Linked DNA regions of Homo sapiens: region 2 is linked to region 1. A link is a loop called in an ENCODE intact Hi-C map of the cell type or tissue named here. Cell type or tissue: gastrocnemius medialis. All regions are shown on one strand. Links, peaks and the distances in the headings refer to the core of each region. The heading gives the core; the rest is flanking DNA.

Region 1 (8,851 bases), core at 1-5,000:
CATCATTCTCAGCTGCAGCTCCTACACTCTCCAGGAGACTAGCTTCCCTTGGAATGGGGTCAGCCCTGCTCTGGAGGGACTGGGAGAGCATTCAGCTAGCACACAAATGCTACAGGACCACGCTCCAGTTGCCCCCTCAAGTTATGACTGCCCCTGTTGACATTGTCTAGTGCTTGAGAGTCCCCTGTGTAGAGACCCTGCAGAGAGGCAGGAAGCCTGCAAGGGCCCTGGGCTGGTCATACCTGACATCAGTTTCAAGTGATACTTATCAGTGAAGCAGTCACATGAGATCACAGGGCTAGAAGATCCCTCAAAGGTCACAATGTCCTGCATTCCTTGTATGTCTGGCTTAACCCAGAGCAAAAGTGTCAGAATGCTACCACCCCAACATCTAACAGGTTGCCTGTGAAATGGGATATCCACTCACCTCTGGTAGACAATCCAGTTTTCTTTTCTCTAACACTTGAACTTGCTGGCCATTGGAACCACTATAATTATAATAGATGTTAGATTTCTTGTGTGAGTGATGGGATGTGAGGAACGTGATTGTTCCACTTAGAAGAGTAAGGTTGCCTAGAAGTACCCAACCTGCCATTTAGAAATCCTGGGTTTGGTTTTCCTACACCCCGAACACAAAACCACAAAATACCAAAGTTGGAGGCAACCTTAGTGATTAATATCCCTCCTCTTACAGATGAAAAAAAAAAAAGGAACATGACCTGACCAAGGTTAATAATAATACTGCAAAGGAAGGCTCTTTGGGATTCACATGGCCCTGTCATAGGTGTTTATAGAATTTGGTTGTAATGTGCCCTCTGACTTATAGGACGAAGAAAAAAAATCCTTGCATGTCAACAATATGTGCCATCAAAGTTCTCCATGCCTCTGTCTGGTTTGATTCTCACCATCCTATGTAGTGGGCATTATTTTTTCTCATTTTACACACAAGGAAAACAAGGCCCGGAAAGGTTAAGTCCATTCAGTTAGTAAGTGGCAATCCTGAGCTCAGGCTTCAATCTTCTGCCTTTTATTCAATATCATTTCCAAGTCCATCTCCACTTTGATTCTCTGGGGATTGAGGGTATAGTGGAAATTAGCCATAACTTGGGTAGGGCAAGATATATAGGAGCTCTAAAAGTCTCTACCCTATTCTGGATGCAGATACTGTGGGTTGCTAGAAATTCTAAAGAAAGGATTCTGAGTTTTAGTGACTCACCTTCATTGGCATGTAAATACTTCCCTCTTAGAACCACTGTAGCTGGAGCAAGGGCCTCATGGCTGCTAACATAATTTGGTGCTGTCATCTCAGCAGCTGCCTTTCCTTATCTTAAATACCACCTCCCAGGATAGTGTGGCACTGAAAAGCTCAAGCTGTTAGAATCTGCTGGCTACTCCAATTCCTGGTTCTGTCGCTTTAGATGACCTGAGCGATATTATTTAAATTTCCTGCATCTCAGTGTTTCCATCTATAAAAGGGAGCTAGTTATAGTACCTTCCTGAGAAGGTAAAGACTAAACGAGGTAAAAAACTTAGGAGAGTAAAGTGCTCAATAAATACTAGCTGCTGCTGCATTTGCTCTTGAGACAACCGAAGGAATTCTGTCACAGAGCTGAGTTTTCACCAGGAGTACAAAAGGAATATGTTCATAGTTCATGGACTCGGTGGGCATGCCAGGGTGACAGGTATCCAAAAGACAGAATCACATACAGTTTACTTCTTTTTTTTTTTTCAGACGGAGTTTCACTGTTGTTGCCCAGGCTGGAGTGCAGTGGCGTGATTTCAGCTCACGGCTACCTCTGCCTCCCGGGTTCAAGCAATTCTCCTGCCTCAGCCTCCCAAGTAGCTGGGATTACAGGTATGCACCACCATGCCCGGCTAATTTTGTATTTTTTAGTAGAGATGGGGTTTCTCCATGCTGGTCAGGCTGGTCTCAAATTCCCGACTTCAGGTGATCCGCCCGACTTGACCTCCCAAAGTGCTGGGATTACAGGTGTGAGCCACCGCACCTGGCCCAGTTTACTTAACTCCGGGGAATGATTGCTCGGACCTTATACAACAAGGGTTATCTTCATTTTCTGCCAGTATCACCCCTCTGCCCCCACCCCCCTCAACAAAGCAGAAGGCTTTAACTCACCCACCTGAAAAGCTAAAGCTGAGCTGGAAGTTATGATTATGTATTTATTTAGTCTGAAAGAAGGAACAGAAGAGCCTTTTATATAACTTGAAGAGTGTAAAGGAGCCAATGATAAAAAACATTGCCCTGAACTTTTCCAAAGCACCATAAATCTCTCTGTTATGATTCTCCAGTTGTTGCCAAGGTATCATTTGTCTTTTTGTTTTTGTCTTCAGATAGACGAAAACAAACGTTAACGAACTTCCTTCTGTTAGTTTGTGTATCTGTGATCCAAGGCTATAAAAATGCTACTCTTTCAAGTTACTCCCATCATTTAAAATACACCTGATGCTTATTTTGTGGTTTCTCAGTAATATTCTGATTTTAATTTGATTGCTTTTTATGTTTGTGTATTTTCCCATTCAAAGCTGTTTTTTCTCCCTTCCCTCCCTTTTGTGTTTCTCTCTGTCTCTGCTGATATTTTTTGCATGTTTAGATCATCTCTCTACTGACCTTTTAGTGGCTTAGCATTTTGTTGCAATGCACAAGTGAAGTTGGGAAACAGAGCCAAGTGACAAGCTGTGAAGTAACAGCTCAGCCTTCACAAAGCAAATGTGCTTTGTGCACTTCCTTGCCAGAGCAGATGTGGCCTTGGTGGACTGTGGGGAGCATCATCTCTCAGGTAAAAATAAATTACTAAGATTAGGACCAAATGATGCAAATCCTTTCATTTGCAAACAGATCATGAACTGGCAGCCATGTGGAAAGAAGACTAGACTGCGAATCACTTAGGATCCCACCCTCGGTTTAGTCTAGAATACTCTGCGAATCAGCTTTTTGGCCCTAGGTGAGTGATTTTAAAAGACATTAAATGTGCAAATGCATAAAATGAACTCACGTAGTTCATGGACACAGGTGACATAGGAAGTTAATCAACAAAAAAATAGAATGAAATAACAAAACTCTGTGTCCCAACACCCAGTCTGAGGCAATCCTAACATTTTGATGGGTTTGATTCAGACATAGTTGAAGTTCTTTGCAGACTTCTTAATCCCATTTCCCTTTCTTCCATCCAGAGATAAACACTATCTTGCAGGTACATGCTTTCAGACCTTTTCTGCATGCACATGCACCTTTCCACAATATGTACTGTCATTTTGCATTTTTTTAAAATTAAAATAAATGGAAGCACACCACACATATTCTACCATTTGTTTGTTATCTAATTTAGCATAAGATCTCAACGATTTAGCTCTAGTTCATTCATTTGAACTGCTTTGTTTCATGAACAGACCACTATATATTTATCTGTTCTTCTGTTGATGAACACTTAGATTGCTTTTAATTTTACACAATTATAAACAATGCTTCAGTGAGTGTTCTTGTACATTTCCTTCTCCTAACATACAAAAGCTTCTCTACAATAGCATTTTTCAAAATGTTTTGTCCACACAGCTACATGGAAACCCAGCACATACATGTGCTACATTTATGTACATGTATGCATATATGGAACAAAAGTTTCTCAGAATAATATTTATCTTTATTTTCTACTTAATTCTAATTCTATTTATTTTATTTTATTTTATTTTATTTTATTTTATTTTATTTTATTTTGAGACAGAGTCTTGCTCTGTCGCCCAGGCTAGAATGCTGTGGTGCGATCTCAGCTGACTGCAACCTCTGCCTCTCAGGTTCAAACCATTCTCCTACCTCAGCCTCCTGAGTAGCTGGGATTACAGACACATGCCACCATGCCCGGCTGATTTTTGTATTTTTAGTAGAGACAGGGTTTCACCATGTTGGCCAGGTTGGTCTTGAACTCCTGACCATAAGTGATCCGCCCACCTTGGCTTCCCAAAGTGTTGGGATTACAGGTGTGAGCCACTGCTCCTGGCCTACTTATTTATTTATTTTTGAGATAGTGTCTTGCTGTGTCACCCAGGCTGGTGTGCAGTGGTGCAATCATGGCTCACTGAAGCCTCGATCTCCAAGCTTCAAGTGATCCTCCCACCACAGCCTCCTGAGTAGCTGGGACTACCAGTGTGTGCCACCACGCACAGCTAATTTTTTTTTTTTTTTTTTTTTTTTTTTTTTTTAATTTATGGGATTTCACCACATTGCCCATGCTGGTCTCAAACTCCTGGGCTCAAGCAATCCACACGCCTCAGCCTTCCAAAAGGCTGGGATTACAGGTGTGAGCCACCACACTTAACCTCTAATTCAGTTTAACCTGGACTATTTCATACACCATTTTAATTTAGGAAAGGGTTTTATGACCCAGTGATGCATCTTCACTGACAAGTTGAAGAACAGTTCTGGGATACATACATAGACATGGACCTGCTGGATCATAGGTTGTTCCCATTTTCAAACTGATAAGTTTGTCTACGTGAGTTCATTTTATGAATTTAAATGGATATTTGTATTTAGCTAGCATTCCATGTATTTCTAGAAGGAGGCTTTCCAGGTTATTTAGTTTGCTGGAAATGGAAGTCCTGTGTTAAACGTTCTGGGTTTCAATTTTTTATCTGTCACAAGAAACCACACACACAAAAGGTAGTAGACCCTTCCGTATTTTGTAGGGTCCTTTCTCTGCAGCCCTGGGGAGAGTTATGGGGGTCTGCCACAGTGTGGGTAAGTTGTGGGGTAGAGGTAGACACAGGGAACGGGAGAGAATGAGTAGATGGAGTTCTGGGTCTTTTACCACAGTCCCTACCCAAGGAGCTCCATTTTAATATTGATCCATTCTGTATCCATTAGATTGAATTGGCAAAAGGGTTGTGTAGCTTAAAAGTATTCTTAAATGGTGGGTTTAGATGTCTTCCAAGGCTCTTTCCAGATCTAAACAAATGGAAGTAATTTTTAAGTCTCTGGACCATTTAAAATTGCAGCCAGAATTAAAGATGGCTTATGGTATAAAGTTTCGTGAGTAGGGGCTAGGCAAACAGTGTTTGTTTATCTGAGTGTCAATGTTCTCTTCCTGCCACGTAGAACCTGGCTTGGATGGGATGCTTTTGGCATCCTTGAAGGCAAGGAGTTAGGTGCGCCCTCGGGCTGGAGTTGCCCCTTTGAGGGCAGCCATTTCTGTGCCGTCGTATTGCCTTCATGGCAGGAAGCTGCTTTAAAAAACTACTTTGTTTTCATTGTGTTTGTTTAATTCTGTGAATAAGGCTCTAATATAAATTTTTCTGAAATCCATTTCAGCCCAGCACACTGTTCCACATGCTTATGATAAAGCTCATTTGCTCAGCAGGGTACTCGGTTAAACCTTTATATTCATAGGGATGACATTTTATTATCATTTTAATGAAAATATTTGCTTCCTCCTGGGTTTATTTTTGCCTTCCCAATATAGGAAAAGCATTAAAAAAAAAAACCCCACCAAAAGATGGGGTAGCAACTTGGTAGTAAAGTGAATTAGGGGTGGGCATATGTTAATTAATTTGTATAGGATCCTGGACCCCTTTTCTAATAAATACCCTCGCCTTCTCCACTTCCCCTGAGCCTAGATCACTGCTTCTTCTCAGACTCTAGTCCCTCCCTTCAATTTGTCCTGCTTGTATTTCATCTTCTTTAATCACTGTTTTCATCACATCACTCCCATGCTCAGAAACCCTTAAGGGATTTTTATTTCCCACCATTTCAAATCTAAACTCAGCTGCCTGTTTTCAAGGCTTCTCCTAATCTGTTCTTTCCTTACATCTCCAGCTTTATTTCCCTTGCCAGATGTGGCTCTGGTTCCTGTGGTTTAGAGATAATGGGATTTTTGTACACCAAAAAAAAAAAAAAAAAAAAAAAAAAATTAAGATCTGCGTCATTTTTCTTAGGCACAGTTCAGCCCAGTTCCCTTAAACAAAAGCACATGTGAACAATTATTGCTTACCTCCCCCACAGGCCATGTGAGGGAGACTGCAGGGTCCTTCAGGCGGCAGGAAGAGGAAAGCAGTTTATACACTGCTGTTTCTCACTATTTTGGGAGAAGATGAGGACCTGAGAAAGGTGACTTTAGTCACTGCAGTGGTTTGTGAAAAGCTCTGCCATTTTGACCAGACAGGCAGAATGCAAATATAGAAGGAGAGTATGAAAGGTATTAAATACCAAGCCAGAAATGTCTGGCTCAGAAATCTGTAAAGAAGTAGGTCCTGCATAAGGGAAAACTCAGCAGATCACCAGGCTCTGGAAAAGATATTGCAGGAGTTGGTGAATGAAATTTAAGAGAAGTCTTCCATATTGGAGAGGGCTTTTAATTTATGTGGAGTAGCTTGTTTTCAACTTTTGGTTTATTGTGGTGGGTGAGTGTACATGTAATTAATATTATTTACTTTGTTTTTCTCTATTTCAAAAAGTTCTGGCTCTTTCACTTAGTAGCTGTATAATTTGGGGAATGTTTTGTCTTTCATAAATGGATATAATAATGGTATATGGTATGTAGGGTCATTGTGAGGGCTAAATGAGATAATATATTTAAAAAGCATAGAACATCATTCAAGAAAAAATATCTGTCATTTCTGTCATCATAATTATCCTAAGTATGCATAAGCTGCTCTTCGTTTGAGCAGGTGCTAAATAAAATTCTACCTTCTCTCAAAGTACCTTCAGGTCAGTTAAGTTCAGCAAGCATTTCATGAATGCTCCATATATGTAAGGCACTGAAGATACACTGATGATATCACACATGTGACATTGACTAGCCCTTAAGCAGCATACTTTCTAGAAGGGAAGGCAAACCCAGAAACTGATTATTTCAGTATAAGGCTGTACTGTCCAACATAGTCATCAGCAGCCACATGTGTCTACTGAGCACTGAGAATGTGATTAGTTTGAATTGAGATGTGCTCTTTGTGTAAAACACACACTTGATTTTAACAAGTTATTATTGATAAAATAATGTAAAATATCTAATTAATTGTTTTAACATGGTGTCAATTACCCGTCAAAATGATAATTAGATCAGTTAGATATCGAGTTATATAAAATATACAATTAAACTGAGACGGAAGAATGGCATGAACCCAGGAGGTGGAGCTTGCAGTGAGCCGAGATCGCGCCACTACACTCCAGCCTCGGCGACAGAGCGAGACTCCGTCTCAAAAAAAAAAAAAAAAAAAAAAAAAAAAAAAAAAATATATATATATATATATATATATATATGTGCACAATTAAAATTAATTTCACCTGTTTCTTTAGATTTTTTTTAAAAATGTGGCTACTGGACATTTTAAATTTATGTGGCTCCTGTTATATATCCTTCCTTTTTTATTTTGAGACGGAGTTTTACTCTTTTGCTCAGGCTAGAGTGCTGTGGCGCGATCTTGGCTCACTCCAACCTCTGCCTCCCAGGTTCAAGTGATTCTCCTGCCTTAGCCTCCTGAGTAGTTGGGACTACAGGCACACATCATCATGCCTGCATAATGTTTTTGTATTTATGGTAGAGATGGGGTTTCACCATGTTGTTCAGGCTGGTCTCAAACTCCTGACCTCAAATGTTCTGCCCACCTCGGCCTCCCAAAGTGCCGGGATTACTGAGCCCAGTGGCTCCTGTTCTATTTCTATTGAACAGAACTGGTCTTATGTGACACAGTGGAGGTTAAAACAGGGTACAGGGGGAACTCAGAGAAGCAGCAGGTCATGCAGCCTGTCCTCCTCCCCGGGAGAGCAGGTGAAGCCTGTGCTGAGTGTTAAAGGATGAGCAGAAGTTGTCCAGGCAGAGCCAGGTCTAAAGGGCCCTCCAGATGAAGGTAACAGGAAAGGCATGAAAGACATGGTATTTCTAGGCACTGGAAGCATTTGGTTCTTCATAAAGCATTATGAATTAGGGACTGGCAGAAGATGAAGCTGCAAGAGAAGTGAAGCCTGGTCTTGCAATTCTTTAACATCTAGCTACCATTAAATGCTCTGGTCCTTGACTTATACATGACGTCTGGTTATTTTTCCACTATTTATTTCTTTGACGTTTTGGACTATCAGCTGCCGACAGTTGGAGGTTTACATCTACGAGGATAGACTTTCTTAGAGGATAGGACTGATGTATGCACACTTGCTGGTTGGCAGGCAAAATGTCATTTTTCCTCTGTAGATAATCCTAAAGAGTAGATGGGCAGCCTACAGTTGCTGCCAGGAGGTGAGTAAGAATGATGAATGAGAATCATAGGAAGGTGGGAGCCCTTCACACGGTCTGAATCATTGGGCCCAAGGAGACTGTACGTGGCTGCATTCACATCCATTTACCTGTCAATGGATTTCAGTGGAATCCCTCTCCTCCCAAATTCTCACTAATAAGCAATGTAGTCATTCATCAGATTACATTAGTTTGGAAGCTCATTATTCTATTCCAAACCACCCACAGGTCTTCTGCCTTTAATGAATTATGTATTCAGTGGGGATTTGGTAGGTCATGTAAGATTAGGTGAAAGAGGGGTAGCAACAGGAGAACCCAAGAACCCAAGTGGATGGAGAGGCTACAGTTAGAAGACCTCTTCCACATCTGCTTTTCACTCTTTAATGTGCATATAAGTCATGTTCTTTAGAAATGTAGATTCTGATGAATTAGATGTAAGGATGGGGCAACAATCTGCATTTCTATCAAGTTCCCAGGTGATGTCAGTGCTGCCAGTCATGGACTGCACTTTGAGTTGCCAGGTCTTAGAGACCTGGTGTCTACTACAGTCTCTTACCAAGGCTGGAATCTATATTGCAACAGCCCTAATGAGTCATTAGAAGCCCCTGCTGGAAGAC
Region 2 (13,064 bases), core at 4,423-9,422, 370 kb after region 1:
GAGGAGGATGGGATGGGAGCCCCCGGGGAAGAGAGAAACAGCCCAGAATGTGAATGTTGAACTGACTACCACAAAAAGATGACGTTAACTTGAGACCAGCTAACACTAAGGACATCTAAGTTTCCTCAGTGGAAATAGGAATTTCAAAACAATGTAAAATACCTTTAAAAAAAAAACTGAACTGTGTTTGAAATTGTGATCCTCCTGATTAAAAACAACATTATGAATGCAGAAAAAAATTCTAAATTCCACCAACTAAACAGATTCTCTAAAGGACACTGTAGGAATTTTTAGCATGCCATGATTACAAAATAAAACCTGTCTTCAATGAAACCAAAACACCACTGGCAAAGAAAGTGACCATAACACTTAAATTTAACCTAAGTGTGCTGAGGCAGGGATGGCTAAATATTCACCAAAATTTTGTTTTCCTGGGCTCACAGCCAGACCACATTTCCATCTCCTTTGCAGCTGGAGTGGCCACATAACCAAGTTCTAGCCAATGGAATTATAACCATTTAGGCAGGGCCCATTAGACTTCCATACCCACTACTCCATGTTGTTTTCCCCACTTCCAGCTCAAGTGGATGGAGATGACCAAGCCGGCAGAGGCTCTGTCAGCCTGGAGCCCTGAATGACCCTATGGAGAACAGCTGTCCTCACCAATCAGGTATACCTACCATGGACTTTCAGGGAAGGGAGAAATCAACTTCTGTTTATTTTTCTGGATAGGTCCATGGACAGGGCATGTTGAGGTCCATCTGTGGCAGCAGTGAACATTACCCACATCTATCTATACCCTTATCTGTCAATCCAGTGCTACTTTAATTTGGCAACTGATGGGCACTTAGTATTTGTACACAGAAGTCCTAAATTCTAACAAGATACAGAGCCAGCTTATCAACTAGTCAGGAAAGCAGGCAGGTTGGCAACTACCGAGAATACTAGGAAACTGTGACTGAAGGACAAGCAAAGAAATGTTAAGAGGACAATTAAAAGTGCAATTAATATTTATCTGTGAAGGTGCCACAGAGTGGGTAGCAACTGAATTGGGCCTTGAAGGAGGAGGAAAGTTCAAGAGAAAGAGGAAGGTAGAAAAGTTCAATCCAGACTGAACATGAGTTTGCAAACATTTTATCCATGGGGCTGTGATACTAAAGACAGAAAAAAATATTGTTCTCTTCACCCCAGGGAAAAGAATCAAGGCCTCTGAGGAGAAGCTACAAGGAAAGAAGATTCTATTCAAAGGGAGGAAGAACTATTAATCAGAGCTGACCACGAACTGGAGGGGCTACACAGACAAAAAGGTAGTTTTTCCTTCTAGGGGTGGCCAGCCTCCTGGCACAGAGATTGCAGAGAATGTGATTTAAGCAAGGGATGGGAAGCTGTTCCATTCAACTGCCTTGCAGCTCTGCGATGCTATGCATCTTGGATGTCTCTGCCAAGCAGGCTTTGTACAACATTGCCAGGAAAAAGAAGAATTATTTTAGCCCTGTTACAGCATTTCTTACACGACGGTCCTTGCCAAACTCCCTTTCAAGGCCATGTTGGCTGGGTTCATGCAATGTGTTAAATCATAAGCCAGTAGAGAACATCTCTTCACATCCAGGCCCATGAGAACCCCTTCAATATCATTTCATCATCAAAAAAGCTTAACAGGCTGATATTAAATAGGATTGCTGCTGGTGAACACCAAAGACAGGAAGCATCTACTTTGAATGCTTAGGCCATGGGGCATGTTGCATCCATTGCATGTCCTGATTAATAACAAGTTGCCAGTTTCATACCAAATACGGGCATGCAGTTTTCAAAAGATTAGATTACAAAAAGATACGTTACAATAAAGCTGTTTTGAGAACAGTTTCGTCCTTCTTGGATGACTTAGTATGTTGCATGGCATTTCAGAATTACAATTATAAAAACCAATTTTCACAGTGCAGTTTTGTAAAACAAACTAATTTTCCATTTTTAAATGTGCATGTTGTAGATAAAAGGAAGTTTACTAGATGCGCTAAAAAGAGAAATGCTCTCCTAACACTGCTGATAAGTTAGTCACTTTCCCTTTCCTCTTAAGGCTGTACTTTCATTTTCACAAACATTCACTGAGTCTCTATGCTAGGCACTGTGCTACTCATCAGGGATAGAAACTGAATGAAAAAGAGAAAACAAAACAGATATCTTAAACTGGAAAACTTCCTGAGATTCATAATGTTGTTTTTCTTCAGGGCAATTCCCAATGATTATTTTTAAGAAGTTAAGTTCAGCTACATTCTTGCCCAATAAACAAGGTTATTTTGCTTTTAATGTCTGGAGAGTAAACATATCAAAGCTTAGCTTTAAAAATTTCGCCCAGCCAGGCACGGTGGCTCACGCCTGTAATCCCAGCACTTTGGGAGGCCAAGGCAGGTGGATCACCCGAGCTCAGGAGTTTGAGACCAGCCTGACCAACATGGTGAAACCCCGTCTCTACTAAAAATATAAAAATTAGCCGGGCATGGTGGTATGCGCCTGTAATCCCAGCTACTGGGGAGGCTGAAGCAGGAGAATCCCTTGAACCCGGTAGGCAGAGGTTGCACTGAGCTGAGACCACACCATTGCACTATAGCCTCAGTGACAGAGAGAGACTCTGTCTCAAAAAAAAAAAAAAAAAAGGTTGGCCCAGATTATTATTGTCCCGTCTGCTGTAATAATACTCCAGGTACTCAATTTATTGCTTAAATAAAATTTTCCCAAGCTCAGAAATATATATTAGCCAAAAAACTCTTCATATTACAGAATGAATCCTAATTACATAACTATAATCTCAATAGTGAAACAAAGAAAATTCACAGAATCATATTCTGAGGTCACTGGAATATTTGACTGGATACGACAAACTAATCACACAAATGTTCTATTTTATACACAACGGTTCAACCACAAATAATGAGCAGTGCTTTTCAGAATCACAGGCTCCCATCTTTTCAAAATTCAGGTCACGTCCCTCTCATCATACAACATCCTGAGTAAATCACATCTCAAGCGGTGACAAGACCTGTTTGCCTTTGGTATCTAATCTCAAAATTCTGCCCACTGCCTTTCTACCCATCTACCTACTTAAAACCTGGGTCCTAAAATCCATGTTTCACAAAGCTTGGGAACTGTACTCCCCTTGGATAAAACGAACAACTCCCCAAAGCTTTTGTTTTGCTTGGTTTTTACCCAACTACACTTACTATTTCCAGCATGCATTTACTGGCTGTGTCTGGAATGCACGTCCCAGGTTGCTGTGCCTTTCTAGGTACTAAGTCTACTCCCAAAAATGGGAAGTAGAGCTAACCCTTCGAATGGAACAGTCACCCGGGCCTCAGTGTTCACACACGCGACTCCTAAGAGCATTTTGATATTTCTGTGCTGCCCAAGGAACGTTCTGAGATTTCAGTCCTCAATCAAAATGAGAAATCACCATTTTCCAAAGGAAAAACAACATAAACAAACTCCCGAATAACATTTCCAAGCATCGGTGACCCGAGTCCCAGGCTCTAATCTGTGTTTGTGATGGACAGATCAGATCAAGCGGAAATCGAGCATGTAGACACATAAGCACCCACCGATTCTGTGCTTTCTAACCAGCTGTGTGTCCTGCATAGCCATGTCACCTCTCTGGGCCTCAGTTTCTTCATCAAACCAAGCAAGTACAAAGGTACCTTCCAGCTCTAAAAGTACTATGGGTCTACAAAATAACCACACAGTTAGAAAACTCTGCTATCCCTGAAAGATCTGTGCAGACCTTGCAGAAGTAAAACCTCGATTAAAGACCATGAAATGAGGGGGAACAATTACAAAGATCTCTAAGGTGCCCTTCCACATTTTGATTCTCAGTTGGAGAGAGTGAGGCATGACCAGGCAATTGGTCATAAAACATTAGTGGGTCTCACAGCTCTCATAATCCTGTGCTTCCAATGGCCAATTCTGCTCTAGCAAAAAATCCTGCATATTTTTTTCCAAGCACCGCCTTGAAGTGCAGAACGCCTTTATCTTTTCATGCAACAGCACAATGACTTTATGCAACAGCAGAATGACTTTATCTTCTGTGTTCAAGAGCCCCTTCCCTTTGATTGCGAACTCAACCTCCTCAGAAAATCCCAGCTCTAGGCCCCTGGTTTCTCCAAGCCACCAAAAACCCTCCACCTAGTGAGAGCGGGTTAGAAAAGCTAGGCTTACCCTTAGCCACTGCTTCTCCGTGAGGGCGTCACTGTAGTCCACGTCACGGCGCTGGCGGGACCCCCTCCCAAATATTTTCTCCTCCTCTTCTTCACAGGTGAGCCTTTCTACTTCAGCGTCATCCTTAATGATCCAGGAGGGCAGCTCATCCTCCTCCATTAAACGGGGCTTCCGTTTCGGGTTCCGGGCATCTTCCCTCCGCCGGTCCATGTCCATCCGCTGGAGACATTAATAAGAGGGTCACCGAAAGTCAGGGCTTCTGTATGGTGCAGACTTCCCAGCACTACACAACTTCCCCAAGTCACTTCCTATGGCTGCAGGGTCCCTTTCAACCTCTCTCATCCTGGTTGGCTTGTTCTAGCTCATCCCTAAATATCTAGGGAGAGATTCCATTAAGTAAAATCCCCTCCCTTTTTCTGTACCCACCTTTTGAAACTTATTCATACATTTAAAAAGTACTTTTAAAGAATTTCCTTTTCTTAGTCTGTGTGTATGCAAAGCTCCCTCTTTAAAGTAATAGTGGAAAAATTCAAATTGGGAATGCATTTTAAAAATATGACCTCTTGGCTATACAACTCATTGCTTCCCTGGAAGAAACTTATTCTTTGAGTAAAGAAAAGAAAGATCTTTAAGAAAGTTTCCTTTTATTCAATAGGGCTTGTGCTTTGAACTAAACAATCAGCAATAAAAAAAAAAGGGGGACCCAAGGTATCAGTACAGAATAGCTACCCACAGTTGGACATGTGGAAGAGACATAAATGGTTTCACTGGTCCATTGGCCATGAATATACTAACTTTTCAATACCTCATGGGCACTGTCTGAGGAATGCTCTTCAATTCTTTACATTTTAAGCTTTGTGCTCTTATGAATATATTATACCACAGACAGAGAGAGCTCAGAGGTAATCGCATCCCAACTGATCTAGTTGTAAGTGAAATGGATTCCTTTCAGAGCCTTCAAAATGCCTACTTCCCCACCTTCTCTCTTTTTAATAATCCAGTTCACTTGTAAATAAACTAAGGGCCACACACTTGGCTTTAATCTATAACTAAACAATACGATGGATTTTTAAAAAATAAACTGCCACTATATATCCACAGACATTATGTATAAACACTAGCGAGATGTGTCATTTCCACAATGAAATGGACCATCAATCATTGTTATTTACCTTTTCCTTCTTCCTTTGGTTCTACCATACTGAAATTGGGATTCAATATTATGTTTTCTTAAAAGCTAAAACTGATAAAATGTAAATGAAATATCTACGCAAACCCAAATATGACCTCTAGAACCTATTTTAAAATTAGTGGTCAAAGCTCTTTATACTTCTTCCACATTTTTGGAAGTCATTACATTTCCAGAATCTGGTAGGCTTGGGAGACAGGTGAAGTCCCATTGGTTGATAAATGTGGCCACCTTGCTCTGTCATGTGCTATAATTAGCTCACGATGCTTAATCCTGTCTTCTAATGTTTTGGTATGAGAAATGGATCCACCAAACCTTCATAACTGGCACACAGAGGTTGCCTTCTTTACAGCAGTTCTAAAGAGGGGCTTCGTGAGGCAACCTCCTAATAGTTATTAGAGAGCTAATAAGAAAAAAAAAAATTTTGTTAATGTCCTATACTGAGATGACAAAATACTGCCATTTCAATCTTTGGTTTTACTGCTACTATTATCTACAGCAAAAAAATAGTCTTTGAGGTATGTTTAATCAATACATTTCTATGGACATTATTCTTGCTAATATATTTGTCCACAATTGAGAAAATAAATCTTTTCTGATAGAAAAGTAAATTATGCACTTGTTTCTTTTTTCTTTTAGGAAAGGTAGATTCGATTACATAAGATAAGCTTAAAGTCTTAATAACTGCATCTCTCCCTAGAGATTTCTACCCACAAAATACCAATATAATTAATTCAACATTATGGCAAAAGTCAAACTTACTATTTAGTTACTTTGTGAATAATTGGTCTTGAGATCTGATTATAAACCTTATGCTTACAAGTACAATTAGTTTTAAAAGTGCTTTTTCCCTTTGTAGAGAACATAGCATCTAAAAGCTTAATGTTTGTATGTTAGCAAAATGTCTCAGATACTTATCTTGAGCTGCCAAAGATCTTTTTGGTAAAATTCCTAAGTAATTGGTATAAAAGATACTTTTTCTGAAGTTACATTTTTAGAAAGAGAAAGCAAGACATGCTTTTTTTAAAAGACGTTATTTTAAATAAACTATCTGCTTATCATGTGTAAACCAGTGTCTATGATACAAAATCAAATAATAAGTTTGCATTAATTTTATAGAGAACTCACTCTTTTCTAATAATGGATAAAGAGTTTAAATATTTAAAATCCAAAGATTTATTCTAGCTCACATTCCATTCTTGTTTCTCACCAAACTTTTTAATCTGTAGCTGGCAGAGATTCAAATTTTATTTCCTGCCCCCAAGTGGAGGTGCTAAGGAATAGTGAATTGGCCAAAGGCGGCCGGTGGATTAGAAGAAACTAAACCAAACCTAAAATCTGTCTAATCCTCAAAATAGAAGCCAGCCTTTAAGAAACCAGCAGAAAATTCACAAAATCAAAGTGCCTACAAAAAGTGTTCCCTAGCCAGCCTCACCTGTGTTACAACCCTGTTCTTTGAGTGGTAAAATAGTCCCAAATTAAAAGAAGGCTGTGCCTTCCAAGATATTCAGATTGTTTCTGAGGTTTTCAATTTCTACAAATAGCCCAAAAGTAAGGCAGGAAAGTACACTCACCCCCTTACTTCAGGGCTGCTGAAAGAATTCTCCATTTCTGGGCCTAATCTAATTTGTATAATGGCAAGCAGCTTGTCCTCTCCAGTGTCTTGAGAGTATCTGCGGCTTTAGCAGTGCTGAATTATTGCCTAACAGTGATCAGCTGAGGGTCTCTTGCTTGGGTGTTCCCCAGTAATCTGCCTTTTAATTAGTTCTTCAAGGACAGAGGGGATGTCTATTTCTGATGGGTATCTTTAACCTCCCTAAATAGAGAATATTGTAATCTTTGATTATGCTGACCAGTGTGAGTTAAGAAATCTAGAATTTATGAATGCCCTACATTGACCATGCTGTTAAGTCTTTCTTACTACCATTCCTCTCTGAAATAGCTTTACTTGGGAAGGGTGGTTCATTTCGGGGACGGAGGGAGAAAGGGAAGTGCATATTCCAGTTTAGTAGTTATTCCCACAGCTACCTGAATTTTCCTGAGAAAGAAAATTTTATTGTGGATCATTATATACAATCAATGTTCCCAGAAAAAAGCCACACACACAAAACCCCAAAATAACATAAGCCTCTCCAAACAGGTGGAGTTCCATTCTGTCTAGGCTAAAAAGGTGGAGATTGCAAACCCTGTGGATCATATTTGGCCCACAGTTGTGTTTTGTTTGGCATGCAGTGTTATATAATAACTTAAAAAGTTGGATTTAGTTGCAGTGTTTTAAAATCTAGAGATCACATATAAACACCTAGACTTCAAGCTCCCCTTGAAAATTTGTCATTTCTGGCGACATAGGTCTCACATTTCTACCTTGCAGCTCTGTCCCCCCATAGACAAAGCATCTCCAGTACACCTACCTCTGCCCACTTGCTTCACACATGCAAATTACTCATGTAAGATCTGATGGCACTCAAATTTGGGACCTCTAACTTTAGGGTTCTGCAGCATTCAACCACCAAAGTTGTGGTTTATATTTACTCTCTCTGTAATCAGTCTTTGATGAAGATGAAAATGATTGAAGATACTGGAGGGAAATCCAACTGATTTTGATCCTTAAATGAAGGCTACACCTTTATGCACACCTTGAAGGTTCCCATTCATTTAAGCGGGCTCTCGTCAACAATCTGAAAAGGCACACCTGTGTGTTGTTTTAGCTGTTGTCCACCTATCTCCCTAAGGAGCATGTTGCTTTGATCCTGTAAGGGCACTGTTGTAAGTTCCAATGCCTATAGGAGCCAGGTAGGCTTCCTGAATGACACTGGCCTGGGATTAGAAACGAACTGGGAACAGGAGGGCGTCTATGGTAAGCTGTAGACCGCGAGGCCTGTCCAGAGAGTGCAGCTGCTACTCAGCCCTGGCCAACTGTTTCCACACAAAGATGTGGGCCTGGTACTGCCCGATCTCATTTTTCAAGAGAAGCCAGAAATCAGGATTCTTTTTTATGTTGGCAATGAATGGGAAATTTTAAAAAACGCTGCGTGGGCCAAACAAAATATGTCTGCAGGCTAACTCCAGCCAGTTTGCAGCCTCTGAACTGAAGGAAAGGCATAGGCTTTACGTATGAAGTTCTGCCAGGCACGCAGGCTGCAGACATTCTGCTTAACAGAAAAAGGGGCAGAGGTATAAAGCATTTGTGTTCATGATTTTCTGTAACATTACCATAAAAAGGTCAAATTCTTCTTCTCGTCGAGCAATCATTTGGTTCAGAGTCTCATCGTCCGGTACTTCATCTTCTTCCTGGGGTTAAAAACAGAGTGATTTTAACCAGTGGACAGCTGGGGCAAGGTACAAACAAGTAAGTGATCTGTCCTCCAGACCAGAGGGGTCCCATTTCTCAAGGCAGAAAGAAAAGGGAAGGGGTTGCTGGATTTAGTCCTTGACGTTACTATTTTACAAGCTATTAAAACCATCTTCCCAGAGCAAAATCCGTTCAGGGAGGAAACTGTGGTCCACTATAAGAAATATGAGTTCTCCTGGATGTGTATCTTGATTCTGTTACTTTTACAACAAGTTACTTAATGTCTCCTCGCTTCAGTGACCTCATTGGTCATATGGGTATGACATCTATTTCACATGGGGATGTAAGATTTTAATAAGGACATCCATATGAAAAAGTACCTAACATTAATTCTTTTAATTCCATTTACCTTATGCCAAATATAAATGCTTATTTTCAAATCCTTACAAAAGACATAAGTATGTGAAACCTTGTTACTAGGCACTAAGACAATAAAAATCACATATATGTGCCAAATATATAGCCTTTGAAGTGTGCTTAATATATTTCTATGGGTATTATTGTTAATGATTGGAGCTATGGATGGGATAACTAAAAAGGTATCAGTAACAAAAAAAACCTCAAAATTATACTTAATTAAAATAATTTAAATGAAGCAGAGAAAGCAATTACATATGGGCTAAAATTTTCATTTTATATTACGTCAAACAAAGGTACATTATCTCTCTGCTAATTCCTCAGAAACCAACAGTTCTCAGGATTTTTAGCAATGTTATAGGATGACTTCCACACTTAAAAAATGATTCTAAAAGTTCGGCATATGCTTCAGGATTTATCTTCCCAAATTATTTTTATCATATGCTGAGTGGGCTTGTTAGAAATCAAACGGGGAATTTCAGTGTATCAGTCGAGGGAAGAAAGAGGAAAACACAGAACTTCAGACATCCAATTTCACAAACTGTATATTCAAAAAGAGGCAACTTGTTTTAGAGAAAGAGTATGAGTGTACTAGCGGCTCAAATGAGATGACTGTGTCGGCTCCCAAGATAACGTCTTTCGCACTGCAGGAACTTAATAAGTGTTAGAAATGAATGCAATCCAATAAAGTAAAAAAATCTACAATTCAAGATAATAATTATTTCTGAAAAACCTTCTATTCTAGTTTGCCTCCAGATTGATTAAAGTCAATTTGTCTAAATATTACATTTCATCTGACAAGGACACAGACTAGCTGGGAGTGGGTTCAGACTTCACAGTACAAAATATCTGGTAATGTCTCCTCTGGTGAACAGATGTCCCGCTTCGCCTACTTTCTTCCTAGAACCACACATTACCCTCTCATCACCTGGACCATGAGGGGCTCAGACAACCCCATGCCCAAGATGAAAAGATTCTCTTGTAAAGTGCCTGTTTATGACCTTCATGGAAAACCAAATAGCTGGAAGTGCACAATGCATCTTCCTGGGTTCTCTGCCCCAGCACTTCATGGTCGCATCAACCATGGTGATGCCAGCCTATGTTGTCCTGATCTTTCAGAACCAGAGTCTTTGACTGCAGTCTCTCAGTGTTTTCAAACATCTTTACATCAGGACACAAGCCCCCCTGAAAACGGCAACATTTTTCTGACACACTGGCAGCCAAGAAGGGACAGGAGCCTCAGCAAGGCTGCTCACAGCTAGCCTTGATGGCAGGACAACTGGGAGGGGAGTGCACGTCAGGCCCCACCTGGCAGCCCTCGGGCCCAGGGGAGATCAGCAACTCCCTGCGGCTTAGGAAGGCTGGAAAACTCCAGGCTTCCTTGATTCTCAACCAGATCAGGTACTATTTTCACAAGGCCTACACAAAACAAATAAGCAAAAATGTAGTGGAGACGACTGGCTGAGTGTCAGCTCTGCTCATATCTGCTTTGTCACAGGATAGATCATTCGCCATATTGTTTTTTTGGAAATGTCCAAGTGTATAAACAACAAAAAAATCACCTGACAATTTGACTCCATATCTGTATCAAATATTCAATTTCTAGAATCAGAAACTATAAATAATTTGAGATAAAAATTTTTCAAATGTGTGTGGATAGTGAGTGCATGTGCATATGTATTTTTTATCATTTTCATGAAACTCAGTGGATAGCTAATCAAAAATATAAGACGGACAAATTAGGAGGCATAATACAAAAGTGCTCTTCAATTTGCAAATGGGTTCATTTCAGGATACCTTTAAATATCAAGCTTTACTTCACATTTAGATTCATTTTAGAAAAAAAAAATATACAGACAGTCTCTGGCTTAACAACGGCTGGACTTAGGATTTTTCGACTTTATAATGGTGCAGAAGGGATGCACATTCAGTACTCCACTAGACTTAAGATGGGGCCATGTCCTGATATTTTCAATTTATGATGGGTTTGTCGGGATGTAACACCATTGTAAGTTGAGGAGTATTTGTTTATAAGACTTTTAAAAGACTCAGGTTCATAATTTATAGAAGAATGCAAAAACACATATCCTATTTAAGGCAAAAATCAAATTATATCTAATATATGCAATGAAAACAGTATTCCACATGAATATGTAAGGTAGACTTACTCTTCAATTTGTAAGTATGGGCACACACAAAAAATATGTTCAGCCAGTTTTATGATAAGGACTTCTGCTGATATTCTGTAGTTTGCTACACTATATACATACGTTTAAAAATCTACTTCAAATCCATTTTGGAATGAATATTTATAAAATTACTAACGTTGGCAATCTAAAAATAATACAAATGACAACTCAACATTCCCCTAATAAAAACCTAATCAAAGCATTCTTCATACAACCCTGACAAATAAAGGCTGTTTAACCAGAATTTTTCCCAACCTTCAGACAGCTCTTAAAGAAAAATTTAAAGTAGAGGTTAAGGTCATGCTTGCCAAGAGCAAGTATAGCTAAATGTGCGGAAGATGGCTGTGAAGGTTTGTCCTACAAACATGTTGAAGCTCTGTGATCCCTGATCAAAAGGCAAAAGAGAGAGAGGGCTCTGGAGGATGAGAGAAAGAGGACCCCTTCCATTTATGTCTTGTCTCGTCCGGCTGATTTTGTCCCTAAAGTATCCTCTGCAGTTCTGCATCTGCCCTACAGAAGGCAGCACTGATGGTTCAATAAAGCAGCTGGTTTTACCACCCTGGGAAAAAGGAGGGAGCACCCACAGGCCAAGCCTTGAGGTTCCTCCAGCCATAGCTCTTAAGACACTCATTTTGGATAACTTTCACAGGCTTTCTGTGGTTGGGATCTAAAACAGCAGTTTATTTCTTCATTTTCATTAACGCCAGCCCAGGAAGTTTTTTAAACAAAGGGATTATTCTGAGTCCTTCAGAGACAAAAGGCCACTGTTTGATTTCATAAACTTGGGGTTTTCTCTAATACCTCATTTTCCTCCTCATGCTCCAAGATGGCCTGCAGGAATGCCCTCCGCTCGTGGCTTGAAGACTTTTGGTCAAACATGCCCGCCTGGATCACTTTCTGATCCACGTTCAGCTTGTATTTTGCGGCCGCGAGGATCTTTTCCTCCACGCTGTTCACGGTACAGAGCCTCAGTACCCGGACCTCGTTCTGCTGCCCGATGCGGTGAGCTCGGTCTTGGGCCTGCAGATCCTGTTTGGGGGGTCAATATGCTATGAGGACTGAGATGCCTGGCATAGGCATCCAAAACCGGACCCCACCCCAGAGGGAAATATGGAAGGGTTCTGTATTTCACCTTCACTAAGGTAAGATTTTGCCTACATTTTAAAAACACACAAGCTACGTTTGGAAAAATTCAGTGTCATTCCTAGTTGAAGAAACCTGGGTTGAAATTAACCAAGCCAACTGAAATACATCTCAGGTTTTGAAATCCAGGTATCATATTGTTTTTATCTGTCTCTAGGTTCCCCATCAGATTTAGTCCATATCTAAAACATTAAACAAGACACCAATGTCCAATGTCAGAATTATGACTTACATAACACCTACAACTAACCTTAAGTTGCAAGAAACGCCTTTTCTTTGGCGTGATGTGTTGAAGATTATTTTAAAAATATCACTGAGTTGTACATTCAGGTATTATACATACATACATCTTACCACACACACACATACACACACACTGACTGCTCAGGTAGTCAATTTCCTCGAACCTAACCTTATCAAAGACTCGGTCTTCAATCTGGGAAATCAAAAGGATTGCTAGTTGGGTAGTCAACTGGTAAACTTTTGGGGACAGAAATTTGTCACTACCTATTAGAAGTGTTAAAACTGTCTATGTCTCCGACTTAGAAATATTACTTCGGAAATGTATCCTAAACAAATAATCATAGATATGCACAAAGATTTAGAAATAAGGATGTACCTTCTCAGAATA

What was found. Hi-C counts contacts between places; a loop is a spot of excess contacts. Peaks named below come from ENCODE experiments on the same cell type or tissue, not always from the same donor. Only the 100,000 strongest peaks of a DNase experiment are listed, where the experiment ranks them.
Region 2: a loop joins it to region 1, with 2.3 times the contacts of the local background. A loop is called at or near these places in 4 of 110 quality-filtered maps.

The regions. Positions count from the first base shown.
Region 1 is chr9:2,487,184-2,496,034 of GRCh38, reverse strand. It overlaps LOC101930053 (a long non-coding RNA gene), which reads left to right and starts at 1,814. Exons shown (of 6, transcript XR_001746603.2): 1 at 1,814-1,855; 2 at 2,610-2,960. In gastrocnemius medialis, for the core only: no CTCF peak of the experiment used is centred there; a DNase peak (open chromatin) is centred at 2,734; H3K27ac peaks cover 869 bases.
Region 2 is chr9:2,115,077-2,128,140 of GRCh38, reverse strand. It overlaps SMARCA2 (SWI/SNF related BAF chromatin remodeling complex subunit ATPase 2), which reads right to left. Exons shown (of 34, transcript NM_003070.5): 25 at 12,092-12,319; 26 at 8,606-8,683; 27 at 4,204-4,422. Among named protein-coding and RNA genes, the nearest start is that of SMARCA2, 110 kb to the right of the region's middle. In gastrocnemius medialis, for the core only: a CTCF peak has its summit at 6,662 (motif pointing left); no DNase peak of the experiment used is centred there; H3K27ac peaks cover 760 bases.